Linked DNA regions of Homo sapiens: region 1 is linked to region 2. Evidence: read pairs that join two places in POLR2A ChIA-PET (ENCODE). Cell type or tissue: A673. All regions are shown on one strand. Links, peaks and the distances in the headings refer to the core of each region. The heading gives the core; the rest is flanking DNA.

The links. Peaks named below come from ENCODE experiments on the same cell type or tissue, not always from the same donor. Only the 100,000 strongest peaks of a DNase experiment are listed, where the experiment ranks them.
Region 1: POLR2A ChIA-PET joins it to region 2 with 8 read pairs; 2 of 35 experiments call an interaction of 5 or more read pairs at or near these places.

The regions. Positions count from the first base shown.
Region 1 is chr7:67,234,978-67,241,155 of GRCh38, forward strand. TYW1 (tRNA-yW synthesizing protein 1 homolog) reads left to right here. Exons shown (of 16, transcript NM_018264.4): 16 at 3,331-4,537. The coding sequence ends at 3,552. LOC124901665 (a long non-coding RNA gene) reads right to left here and starts at 1,975. Exons shown (of 3, transcript XR_007060372.1): 1 at 1,257-1,975. RefSeq lists an enhancer at 5,740-6,178 and a silencer at 5,965-6,178. In A673, for the core only: no CTCF peak of the experiment used is centred there; a DNase peak (open chromatin) is centred at 2,724.
Region 2 is chr7:68,303,418-68,310,797 of GRCh38, forward strand. All of the region lies in intron 1 of LOC105375341 (a long non-coding RNA gene), which reads right to left. Among named protein-coding and RNA genes, the nearest start is that of LINC01372, 970 kb to the left of the region's middle. In A673, for the core only: no CTCF peak of the experiment used is centred there; no DNase peak of the experiment used is centred there.

The DNA.
Region 1 (6,178 bases), core at 1-5,000, 1.1 Mb before region 2:
CCATTGTATTGCTCAAACTAATCCTTTACTCTCTCTTAGAACACCCATGGTAAATGATCATGTTAGAGTTTGAGGGTGAAGGAGCATCAGGATTATGAACCAGAGGGGTCAGACTTCAGATCTAGAAATCAAAACACCAAAGGGACACAAATAGGGAAGAAGAGAGTATGGTCATCTCTTGTCTTTCAGCAAGCAACACTGGGATCCCCAAAGAGACTCCTCTACAGGGCCAAGCTTGTGTGATTTATCACACCTGTCCCTGTACTCCCCAAGTGCCTTGTACATAACCTCACCTGCTATACATGCTATGTTGTATTATAATTATTTTCTAAATGTATGTAACTGGGCCAAGTCCATAGTTGTCCCAATTGGCCCATGTTGATGGATGGATCATGATTTTTGGCCTCATTTGACTGTCATGCATGTTGAATTACATGTTAATGTCATGTCAGTCACCCCAGGCTCAGTCAAGGGTGAGTGTCATGCCTCTGTCATGAATACACAGTGAAGCAGTCCCTTTTATTCCATGGAGCCAGTAGCAGCAAAATCCCATCATGTCTCAAGATGTCAGTAGAACGGGTGGAATTTTGATTCTTTGTATGGTCTTCTAGATTTGTTAAGAGGTGAGGAAGGGCTGGGTGCAGTGGCTCACGCCTGTTATCCCAGCACTTTGGGAGGCCGAGATGGGCGGATCACAAGGTCAGGAGATCGAGACCATCCTGGCTAACTCGGTAAAACACTGTGTCTACTGAAAATACAAAAAAAAATTAGCCAGGTGTGGTGGCAGGTGCCAGTAGTCCCAGCTACTTGGGAGGCTGAGGCAGGAGAATGGCGAGAACCCGGGAGGCGGAGCTTGCAGTGAGCCGAGATAGCACCACTGCACTCCAGCCTGGGAGACAGAGCGAGACTCTGTCTCAAAAAAAAAAAAAAAAAGAAAAAGAGGTGAGGAAGAAAGACTGGGCCCTCGCATGTCCTGGGTGATGGCATATGTTGTTAAGTTCCTATATTCACAGAGCCAGCAGGCTTGGTGGGGTGGAATGCAGGAGGAAACTGCAGGGACCATTATAGTGTCTGCGGAAGTTCAAGACAGTGAGGTCCTGTGGCCAGGAAACTGACAGAAATTGTCTAACATGGGAACTCTCTCACTGCAACCGAACTAACAGGATTTAGGAAGACTTCCCAGAGCAAAGGATGAAGGACATGTGAGTTAGACAGAGGGAACAGCTTGGGCGTCACGTGAGAGGACCACAGCTCACCAAGAGATGCAGATTTGATACTCAGACTTTACATTCAGGATCATAGGAATCAATTCTGCTGTCGGCACAGTCTCAGGCCGTCTGTGGGAAGTTGAGAGAAGCCACAGCTGGAATCAGAAGGTCAATTGGCTGGAAGACAGTGGCTGTGGCCCAGAGGAAGGGCCTGCGTGACCAAGTCACGCCACTGGCAGCAGAAGTGCTGCCCAGGGAGAATCGATGGAGGTGGTGTGAGCGGCCAGGGAAAAGGAGGTCACCTTTGACTCTGCAGTTTCGAGGCTCAGTGCCTGGGAATGACAGTGATTGCCTCCACAACAGTAGACAACACTTCAGGGACAGTCTGTCTTGGGAGAGAAAATGATGGTGAGATATAAATTTTACATCTTGGGTTGTAGAGTTCACAGGGCCCTTGAGGCACCATTTCCATGAATGGTCTTATTACAAGAAAATTTCTTCTAATTCATAGAGTAATTAAACTTTTCCACATATTCAGCATTTTCCCCCTAGAAAGCTCTTAGCTAGTGGGTAAAAAATCAGATGTCATTTAAATTCAGCATATTTTAATATTCTAAATTCAGGAACCTATGTATTTTCTTTCTTTTTTTTGTGGCTAGAACAGGAAATTGTTCCTTAGTTCATTTAGTTCATTGGAGTTTTCTTATTTTTATTTTTGAGATGGAATTTCACTCACGTCACTGAGGCTAGAGTGCAGTGGCACTGTCTCAGCTCACTGCAACCTCCACCTCCCAGGTTCAAGCGATTCTCCTGCCTCAGCCTCCCGAGTAGCTGGGATTACATGCACACACCACCACGCCTGGCTAATTTTTGTATTTTTAGTAGAGATAGGGTTTTACCATGTTGGCCAAGCTAGTCTTGAACGCCTGACCTCAGGCGATCCACCTGCCTCGGCCTTTGAAAGCGCTGGGATGACAGGCGTGAGCCACCGTGCCTGGCCATTAGTCGAAGTTTTTTAAAAGACAGTGGCATGGGCCGGGCGTGGTGGCTCACGCCTGTAATCCCAGCACTTTGGGAGGCCAAGGCCGGTGGATCACGAGGTTAGGAGATCGAGACCATCCTGGCTAACACGGTGAAACCCCGTCTCTACTAAAAATACAAAAAATTAGCCAGGTGTGCTGGCAGGAGCCAGTAGTCCCAGCTACTCGGGAGGCTGAGGCAGGAGAATGGCATGAACGCAGGAGGCAGAGCTTGCAGTGAGCCGAGATCAGGCCACTACACTCCAGCCTGGGCTACAGAGTGAGACTCTGTCTCAAAAAAAAAAAAAAAAAAAGACAGTGGCATGACAAGTACTTGTCTGTTTATGAGTCAGGTATCAGCATATTAGTTAATACATTTACAGAAATGAATGCCAAACAATAGCTTTGAATTAAAAGCCTTCACAGTTCAATTAGTATTTCCTTCTGAGCCTCTTCAACTTTCTTTCTGTTTTCTTCATTCCAGGTCATTATTCCACCGTGACTTTTGAGAAGCAATTTTCTTAAGAGAGTACAAATTGGATTATCCCCTCTTACTGAATTGAAATTTTTCAGGCTTTCCACTAATGAGATATTGTATCCACGTTAGGCCAGAAAAGCTAGTTTGAGTCATTTAGTTAGCATGTTTGAATTAGAAGTTATTGATGAAACCTTCACTAATAACTCAAGCCAAGTTGAGTCTAAAAAGGATTCCACGAGGTGCTGTTAACACAGCCTTGAAAATTTGTAACCGATCAAAAGCAGCAACAGCAGGAATTAGAATGAGTTTGAATTAGTCACATGGTAACATGGAAACATTTAACCCTGTGTCAGCGGGACTGCTTGAGATAAACTTGACTTGTCTTCCGGGCCCAGCAAAACTGCAGGCCCAAGGGAAAGGAAGCTCTCCTGTGATTGTAGCGCATCTTGGTTTGATAGGAAGTCATGTCTGGAACATGGAAGAGGTTTTTTTGTGTTTGTTTTTGTTTTTGTTTTCTTGACGTGATAGGGAGAAAAGATCAGACTTGTTCATGATTTTAAAAACATTCATTTTTTTTTTCTAGGGATGTTTTTACTTCTGACTTGACACATTTTTTTCTTTCCAGTTTAAAATTGGTGGTGAATGGTGGACATGGATCGATTATAACCGCTTCCAGGAGCTCATCCAGGAATATGAAGATAGTGGTGGATCAAAAACGTTCAGCGCAAAGGATTATATGGCCAGAACTCCTCACTGGGCATTATTTGGTGCCAGTGAAAGAGGCTTTGATCCCAAGGACACAAGACATCAGAGAAAGAACAAATCAAAGGCTATTTCTGGATGTTGAGATTATCTGATTTCAAGGTACTGAAGGACAAAAACTTGGATGGCCTCAAAAGGTTCTTGAACACCACTGTGATTCTCCAAGGACGAATTACGTAAATTATACTTTCATACAAAGGAGACGATAAGGCAGTAAACATGGAGACACGGGGGACAGCGTCCACACTCAGAGGGCCTGGGCCACAGCCCCGATGTTTCTTTTCAGAACTCAGCCCCTTTCCTGATTTTACTTCTAAGAGGAAAATTATTTTGGGGAGGAACTACACAGTCGTGATTAGAATTTATCTGATGGTTTTGTATTATAACTTGTAAGACCTGCCAGAATGCTAGTCCCGAGAGTGTCAGACAAGGAAGAAGTCCCTGGGCCTCTTCCCCTTACCCGGCCCTTAGATTTCATGGAGCAGCCACTTAGCATTGAATTGCACTACCCTGAGCTAAACGTGTCTGTGCTTTCTAAGATAAGAGCTTGATCCCTTTCTTCTATCTTAAGACAGCACCTCCTGAAAAGAATCGAAGTTGTCACAACTCTCAATTATTTTTTAAATACTGCATAGATTGAGTTTTGGTTTATTACCAACCCTTCCCAGAATTGCGTTGGATCTAAAACTACTAGATCTCATCCCATTCCCATGTAAATTACCACAGACCGCAGTACCGGGGCTGGAGCGGAGTGAAGCTGTCTGCTGTAAGAGGAGTGGCCATGTGAGGGCATGGAGTCATTAGTCTCACAAACACACTTTGGACTGAAGAGGATCATTTCTTTTTGTTCGTGAGGTCACTGTCCAGGCCTCTCATATCATGACCAGACGGCGGGTCTCCATCTTCTTTCACTCCTGTGGCCCTGGCTGCTTTACACAATCTGTTCTATAAGGTTCAGGTGTTTTCAAGTTGGAAAGATCATAAATACTCAAAATTGTTTTCAAGTTAGCAAGTTCTTTTAACAGTCTTTTATGCAAAAATTGAATTAATAAAATAATCTTTTGTAAAGACTTGCAGCATGAGTTTTTTAAAATTTTCTAATTATTGTGGCTACATATTAGGTGTATATATGGGGTACATGGGATGTTTTCATACAAGCATGCATGCGTAATAATCACATCATGGAGAATGGGGTCTCCATCCCCACGAGCATTTATCCTTTGTGCTAAAACCAATCCAATTATACTCTTTTAGTTATTTTTTATTTTTATTTATTTATTTATTTTGAGACAGAGTCTTACTGTCACCCAGACTGGAGTGCAGTGGTGTAATCTTGGCTCACTGTCACTTCTGCCTCCCGGGTTCAATTGATTCTCCTGCCTCAGCCTCCCGAATAGCTGGGATTACAGGCATGCACCACCATGCCTGGCTAATTAATTTTTGCATTTTTAGTAGAGATGGGATTTCACCATGTTGGCCAGGCTGGTCTTGAACTCCTGACCTCAGGTGATCCTCCTGCCTCAGCTTCCCAAAGTGCTAGGATTACAGGCATGAGCCACCACGCCCGGCCAGTCCTGCAGTTCTAAACCCTGTTAGACCCACCTTTTGTAACTCTATCCTCTATTCTATGCTGAATTAAAATTCATAGATATATAATCTACCTACCCAGTTGAAAACTGGACACTTTTCTTTTTTTTTTTTTTTTTTTTTTTTGGCAACAGGGTCTTGCTCTGTTGCTGAAGCCGGAGTGCAGTAGCACAATCACGGCTCACTGCAGCCTCAAATCTCCTGGGCCCAAGCAGTCCTCCCACCTCAGCCTCCTGCGTAGCTGGGACTGCAGGCGTACACCACCAAGCTCAGCTAAATTTTTTTGATGTTTTTTGTAGACACAGGGTCTCACTATGTTGCCCAGGCTGGTCTTGAACTCCTGAACTTGAGAGATCCTCCTGCCTCAACCTCCCATAGTAGCTAGGATTACAGGCATGAGCCACCACACCTGGCCACCATACTTATTATTTCTCTTTCCTTTTTTTTCTTTTTTTTTTTTTTTTTGAGATGGAGTCTTGCTCTGTTGCCCAGGCTGGAGTGCAGTGGCGTGATCGCAGCTCACTGCAAGCTCCACCTCCTAAGTTCAAGCGATTCTCCTGCCTCAGCCTCCCGAGTAGCTGGGACTACAGGTACCCACCACCATGCCTGGCTAATTTTTGTATTTTTAGTAGAGCCGGGGTTTCACCATATTGGCCAGGCTGGTCTTGAACTCCTGACCTTGTGATCCGCCTGCCTCGGCCTCCCAAAGTGCTGGGATTACAGCCGGGAGCCACTGCACCCACCCCCACCATACTTATTTCTAAATGGTAGAATCAATCAAAATACTTTTCTGTATTGTTACATGGATCAGTGAATACAGGAAAGACCAATCGTTTTTCTCTCTGTACTCACACCACTCAATCCTTCACTTCTGACACCAAATTTGTGGGGCTTTTTGCTATACCAATCAATTCTCTGACACCAGCCGGGCATCCTACTGTTCAGTTCAATTCTGATGCTAATGAATTAACAAAGACTCCCTGAGTTAAGAGCTCAGTCCCAACGCCCGGCACCATGGCTCACGCCTGTAATCCCAGCACTTTGGGAGGCCCAGGCAGGCGGATTACCTGAGGTCAGGAGTTCAAGACCAGCCTGACCGACATGGTGAAACCCCGTCTCTACTA
Region 2 (7,380 bases), core at 1,391-6,390:
GATATGCACCACCACACCTGGCTAATATTTTTTTAATTTTTACTTTTGTAGAGACAAGGTCTCACTATGTTGTCCAGGCTGCTCTCAAACTCCTGGCCTCATGCCATCCTCCCATCTCAGCCTCCCAAAGTACTAGGATTACAGGCATGAGCCATCATGCCCAGCCATGTTTACTATTTCTTAGGAAATATTTTGGTGCTGATAGTTGCATGTCAGCTTTCCTGAGAGCCATGGTTTGCTGTTTCTGTTACATAGATTTAAACTTTTTATGGAAAATTTTCTTACAGTAAATCTTAAAATATATATTTTTGTTTTGTTATTTTAATCTTTTTCTTGGGGACAACAATTATGACATGTTGGAACTTTTTTTTTTACTTTATTCTCCGCATAGATAGATAGACAGATACATGATACATAGATATAGATTATATAGGTACTCTCTATATACATATATGAAATAGGTGTATAGGTGTTTGTTGGTTTGTTTGTTTGTTTGAGACAGGGTCTCACTCTGTCACCCAGGCTGAAGTGCAGTGGTACAATCATAGGTCACTGCAGTCTCAACCTCCCCAGGCTTAGGTGATCCTCCCACCTCAGCCTCCCGAGTAGTTGGGACTACAGGCACGCACCACCACACCTGGCTAATTTTTTTGTAGAGACAGGATCTTACCATATGGCCCAGGCTGGTCTCAAAGTGATCCACACACCTTGGCCTCCCAAAGTGCCAGGATTACAGGCGTGAGCCGCTGTACCCAGCTATTTTGCTTGCTGTTCTCAACTCTTTTCTTCATAATAATTCCTGTGCTTTCAGCTATGCTAATTCTTCTTTGTCCTTCCTTTAACACAGCTTATGTTTCTCAGTAGCTTTATCTTTCTCTTCTTCTTCCTGCTTGTTCACTACTTTCTTCCAGCTAACATTTCATCTCTGTTGTCTTGCCATATCTTCTCTGCATGCTGCTATTTCTGCTTGAGCTCTAGTTTCATAAATGCCTCTTTAAGCTTTTCTTTACTGAATGAAAGCCTGGTGATACTGGTCCTCTTGCCAAAGACCCTATTTTTCTCCATGCATTTCTCATTTGCCATTTCCCTCTGTCCCTTTCCTCCTGTTTTCTTTTATAGCTTCTATCTTGGTCTCTTTTATATTACAGTTTGTCTTTGACTGAAATGAGCTTTTTTTTTTTTTTCTGAATACAATTTATGGAAGCATCCTCCTGTGGTAGGAGGGCCAGGGGCTGTGATTCAGGCCAGAAGTTATTCCCCCTGCTTAGGACTCTTGATGCCCATGTGAGCAGACCCTGACTCTTCCAAGGCAGCAGGAGCCCTCGTGTTCCAGTCCCTGTGACTCACCCTGCCTCGGGGATGGACTTCTTCCTATAATGAGGATGCACTTGTCACAGAGATGTTCATTTTTTAGTGTTCTTAAGCAGACACAGAAAATGAGTCTAACAATATGACATCTGTGGCTGTCTCTGCAGCATGTGTTATATGATGCTTTTATTCTTTTTGGTTGGCTTGTTGGACTTTTCTATATTTTCTTTTTTTTTTTTTTTTTTTTTTTGAGACAGGTTCTCACTCTGTAACCCAGGCTGGAGTGCAGTGGCATGATCTTAGCTCACTACAACCACTGCTTCCAGGGTTCAAGTGATTCTTCTGCCTCAGCCTCCCGAGTAGCTGGAACTACAGGTGCTCGCCACCAAGCCTGGCTAATTTTTGTATTTTTAGTAGAGATGGAGTTTCACTATGATGGCCAGGCTTGTCTCTAACTCTTGGCCTCAAGTGATCTTCCCGCCTTGGCCTCCTGAAGTGCTGGGATTACAGGCATGAGCCACTGCACCCAGCCTATATTTTCATTTTTAACAAAAATGTATATTCCTTCTATAATCATAAAATCAATACATTTTATTAAAAATGGAAGCTTGATCGGTACAAAAATAGAAAGACTAAGAATTGTTATGTGAGAGCACAACAGGGTGACTATAGTGAACAGTAACTTAATTTTACTTTTTTTATTAGTTTATTTTTATTTTTATTAATTAATTAATTTATTCATTTGAACTTTTATTTTTAAGTTCAGGGGTACAAGTGTAGGTTTGTTACCTAGATAAACCTGTGTTGTGGGGGTTTGTTATACATATCATTTCATCGCCCAGGTATTAAGCCTAGTACCCATTAGTTATTTCTCCTGATCCTCTTCCTCCTCCCACCCTCCACCCTCTGAAAGGCCCCAGGATGTGTAGTTTCCCCCTATGTGTCCATGTGTTCTTACCATTTAGCTCCTACTTGTAAGTGAGAATATACAGTATTTAGTTTTCCATTCCTGCGTTAGTTTGCTAAGGATAATAGCCTCCAGCTCCATCCATGTCCCTACAAAGGACATAAGCTTGTCCTTTTTTATGGCTGCATAGTATTCCGTAGCATGTATGTGCCACATTGTTTTTATCCAGTCTATCATTAATGGACATTTATGTTGATTCCATGCCTTTGCTATTGTGAATAGTGCTGCAGTGAACATATGCATGCGTGTGCCTCTACAATAGAAAGATTTATATTCCTCTGGGTATGTACCCAGTAATGGGATTGTTGGGTCAAATTATATTTCTGTCTTTAAGTTTCTAAGGAATTGCCACACTGTCTTCCACAATGGCTGAACTAATTTATAGTCCCTTAATTTTACATTTTAAAATAACTTAAAGAGGGTAGTTTGATTGTAACTCAAAGGATAAGTGCTTGAGGGATGGATACCCTATTCTCCATGATGCACTTATTTCACATTGCATGCCTCTATCAAAACATCTCATGTACCCCATACACATATACACCTACTATGTTCTCACAAAAATTAAAAATTAAAAATAACATAAACATAAATAAAGCTGATGATCCTCCCTTGTCCCCTCAAAAAGCGGAAGTTTGCACAGCTACAGTGGAATGATTGACAGACTTGGGTGAGTGGGAAAGTCGGAGCTACAAGCCTATGCCTCTGAAGCACTCATAGACAATGATGGGAAAATCGGAGTCATAGAGCTCAGACCTGGTAATGCAAGATAAGCCACTGCAGTTAAAGAAATCACTGGACTAAGGAAAAAAAAAAAGAAATCCCGACTTGATGCTGGACAGGGAAAATCTTATACATCCGGATTATTATCATAATATCGATAATTCCCAGGTGAGAGGAAGCTGGAACTCGGAGAGGTTTGGTTAATTTCCCCAAGACTCTCTCTCTATTGTAAAGATGTCAATTACATCCTGCTTTTCTAATTCCATATCCTCAGGCCTTTCTACTCCTTCTTGCCTACTTATTAGCTCTCCAGCTGGGGTGACTCAGTATATGGTGGTGCTATTATCCAAGAGAGGGAAGACCGAGGAGGGAGAGATAATGAGCTCTGTTTTGGACAGGATGAGTTACTGTGAATGTCATGCTTGCAGCTCTGCTGCAGGAATAACATGAAGGGAGAGGCATCATTTTATGTGAAAGCCCACTGTTTCTGTCACCTCGTTCCTGTCAGTCAAATGAGGAAAGAAAATCATGTTTCTAGAACCCTGCTGGTGGCTGTCTTTCTCCCAGGATGAAATCACCTAGTGAGGATGACATTGGCAATCAGGCTCTGACAGCACCTTCTCTGAGTCATCCATGAGCCAAATAGCATCAGGATCATTTCTCGGCATCCACCCTCCTCCCAGCTCTTGGACAGGGGCATTCCTGGCACCCTTGGGTTGGAGGTGGAATGGGAGAGCAATGACAGCCTTATTGAATTATCCCCGAACCTTACAGATTCAGCTTCCCTGTTGTCGCCCTAAGCAGCTAGCCTTATGGGAATTTTACCAGGGCTGAGTTTTTTCCTTAAGGTTCACAAACACAGCATCTGGAATAATTCTCTGTTTTTGCACACAGATCATTTTGCCAAGACTGATTATGAAGCTTCCAAAAACAACCACCACAACAAAAATATATCCAGCCAAACTAATGCAACCTGTGTGTGATACACTTTTTGCCCAAGAGCCAGTTGTTGAACTTCAAGCCTATTTTTTTTAAGCGTATCTATATGGAAAACAATAGTAGTGTACTATTGTATTTCCAGTTGAGATTGTATTATATGCCTGTATCCTGTATATTTTTATTTTTGTATCAGATGGGGATTCGAACTCACACTCTGCCACTTTTCGGTTCTGTTCCCCTGGGTAAGTAAGTTAGTTTCTAAACCTTAATTCCCTCATGTATAAAATCGTTATAACGATATCAATTTTACTCTTGTAAGGATCCTATTAAACGAGATAATGCATAGAAAACATTAGCACAAATCTTGGAGCATCGCAAGTGCAAAATAAATAGCAGCTATTATCAATATTCTTCTGCAAAAGACAATATTGACAAAATTTACCCCAATTGTGTATATAAGATGCTCTTTCTTTTTTTCTTTTTTCTTTTCTTTTTTTTTTCTGAGGCAGAGTCTCACTCTGTCACCCAGGCTGGAGTGCAGTGGCACCATCTCTGCTCACTGCAAGCTCCACATCCTGGGTTCACACCATTCTCTGCCTCAGCCTCCCAAGTAGCTAGAACTACAGGCGCCCACCACCACGCCCGGCTAATTTTTTGTATTTTTTAGTAGAGATGGGGTTTCACTGTGTTAGCCAGGATGGTCTCGATCTCCTGACCTCATGATCTGCCCGCCTCAGCCTCCCAAAGTGCTGGGATTACAGGCGTGAGCCACCACGCCTGGCCCATATGATGGTCTTTCATGAGGACATTGCCTTGTACACAATTCCAGTGTGGTTTTTGTGTTTAAGAATGAATGTGGCTGCCATGATGCATTTCAAGGCCTTCTTGGGTCTTCCTCTATGACTGCACAGAACTCCCTACTCCAGCATTTATGCAAGTAGAGTCTGTTATCAACATACAACAATAGCAGTGTCTATCAACTCTAGATAGTAAAAAAAAAAAAAAAAAGAGAGAGAGAGCAGAGATCACTTTTTGTTTTATGTCCCAATGTGTCCCAAGCATCTGGTACATAGTAGGATCCTAAAGATTGAATAAATAAATCACCTTCTATAAGCCAAACACCATGCAAGAGGCTTTGCCGCTCTGCTTCTGTAGAGGAGTCAGAGATCCCCTCCAACACACATTTAGCTCTTAGCCGGTGGGCTTTATAGTTGGATCTAGAAACCAAACTGACATCAGGCAGATTAACAAGAGCAAACTATATAAATTTTCTTAGTTTTATGCGTACATGGGGATCTTCACAAGAGAGTGAAGACCAAAGAAGTGGCGAAAGCAAGATGCTTTTGTACTATTTAGACAAAGAATAATAAAATTGAGAAGAAATGGCAAGACAAAAGAAAATCTGGCTGGGGGCAGTACATTTTCTGGAGGAGTTACTAGGAGATGTATAGGGGAGTGAAAAAGAGGTTGAAGATAAGGGTTACATTTTTTTTTTTTAAGACTGAATCTTGCTCTGTCGCCCAGGCTGGAGTGCAGTGGTGTGATCTCAGCTCACTGCAACCTCTGCCCGCCAGGTTCAAGCGATTCTCATGCCTCAGCCTCCAGAGTAGCTGAGACCACAGGCACGTGCCACCACAACTGTCTAATTTTTGTGTGTGTTTTTAGTAGAGATGGAGGCAACATGGGTTACATAATTAAGTACGTTTATTCAGGTCCTTTGAAGCTTTCCATCCCAAGTCTCTGGTGATAGAGCTATTTTCTCACCTGGTGTGAGAAATCTTTCACACTTGCTACATGTAGGAAGAGACAGGCCAGCCAGCCCTTTCTGAAACTACAATTTCTCTAATGTTTTCAACTTGAAATAATCAAGATCCTAATCTGGTATGTTTTGAGATGGCACACGCTTCACTCCTTTATGTCCTTTAATTTTCCTCTATCTCCTTGAAAACTAACTGATTCTTGTATCAGGACAGGCTAACTTGTGCTATGGTAACGAACAACCCTCCAATCTTAGCAACTTACAACAACAGATTCTTACTCACACCACATCTCTAACTGTTGATCAGCTGATAGCTTAGCTCCCAGGTTTCCTGACCCTAAGACCCAGGAAATGGAGCAGCCACTCTTGCTAGTATCAGGGATGCAGAGAGAGAGAGACAGAGAGAGCAGGTGAATAACAAGCTGTCTCTCAGCTCACAGCCAGAAGTGACACGTGTCTGTTGCACCTCCATTTCTTTGGCCTAGCATGTCATCTGGCCATGCCTAATATCAAAGGGGATGGGATAAGGGAAATGGCATTCTGTTAAGCTCCTGGAAGAAGAAATAGAATTTCTGTGAAGAGTCCTTGCTTCCTCACAAGGGAAACTGAGGTTCTCGGTTAAGTCACTCCGCCAGTTGTTCAGGAATTGAATATTGATCTGACTCCAAGGCACCAGTGTACAATTTGTCTTTTTGGTCAGCTTGCTTCTCATGTCTTCATGGTGCCCGATAAGGAGATCTGCTTTTTCCTAGACCTGAATAGTCTGACTAAACAAAACCAGGTTGCCATTTCCTATAAATATCAAATTCCAGGGAATTGTCTCCTAGGCAAGAGGGATCTCTCCAGAACCACAGGAATTGCTAGTTGGGAAGGCCCCAGGTAACACCAAGAAGCTTGCCTTTGTCACTCGGATGTGGCCCAGATTTCCAAGCTGTCGAGCTCCAAGTGCCAAATGATATCAGGATTCGTTGTGGAGAAGCTGTCCTTGTAATCCCGGGAGATAATCTCTATTATCTAAGAGAGGAAGGGAGCTTGCCAGAGATAAAAATGCTCACACAAGGCCAAAATTCCCCCGAAAGTAAGTTTAAAGGGACAGTGGTGACAGAACAAAGTTTTCACATGACCACAAGACCACTTAATCCAATCCCAAGCCTCCATTTCCAAAATGGCTGGCTGGCTCAGCTTTCTGCCCTACAAAATCAAAAGGCAAATATTGTTACTGGTGCTCCAATTTCAGCAAACTCTTAGAATATTTCTACTTATATAAATGTAATGGAGGAGGAAAAAGTGTATACCTTCTTTTCTTTCTAAAACAATCACTTAGTAACTCATTACTCATCAGCTGACATTTGGAAATAGCATGGTAGCCTGAAGTCAAATCTTTTTTCGTTTCTTCAATCACTCTCCTTCACTTACAGAGTGAGTCTCAGTTGTATTTTTTAAGCAGACTGTGGAAACTCACAATTCACAGGTCATGAATTGTTGGTTTCAGCATCATCAGCTACTGAAACCTTATTCAAACCACTTATAATAATATGAGTATTGGTTGGTGTTTTTAGCCTTTTATGTTGCCCAGCCATCTCTTATGCATTAGAGTATCAGGCTGGGCACAGTGGCTCACTCCTGTAATCCCAACACTTTGGGAGGCCGAGGCAGGCAGATCACTTGAGGTCAGGAGTTCCAG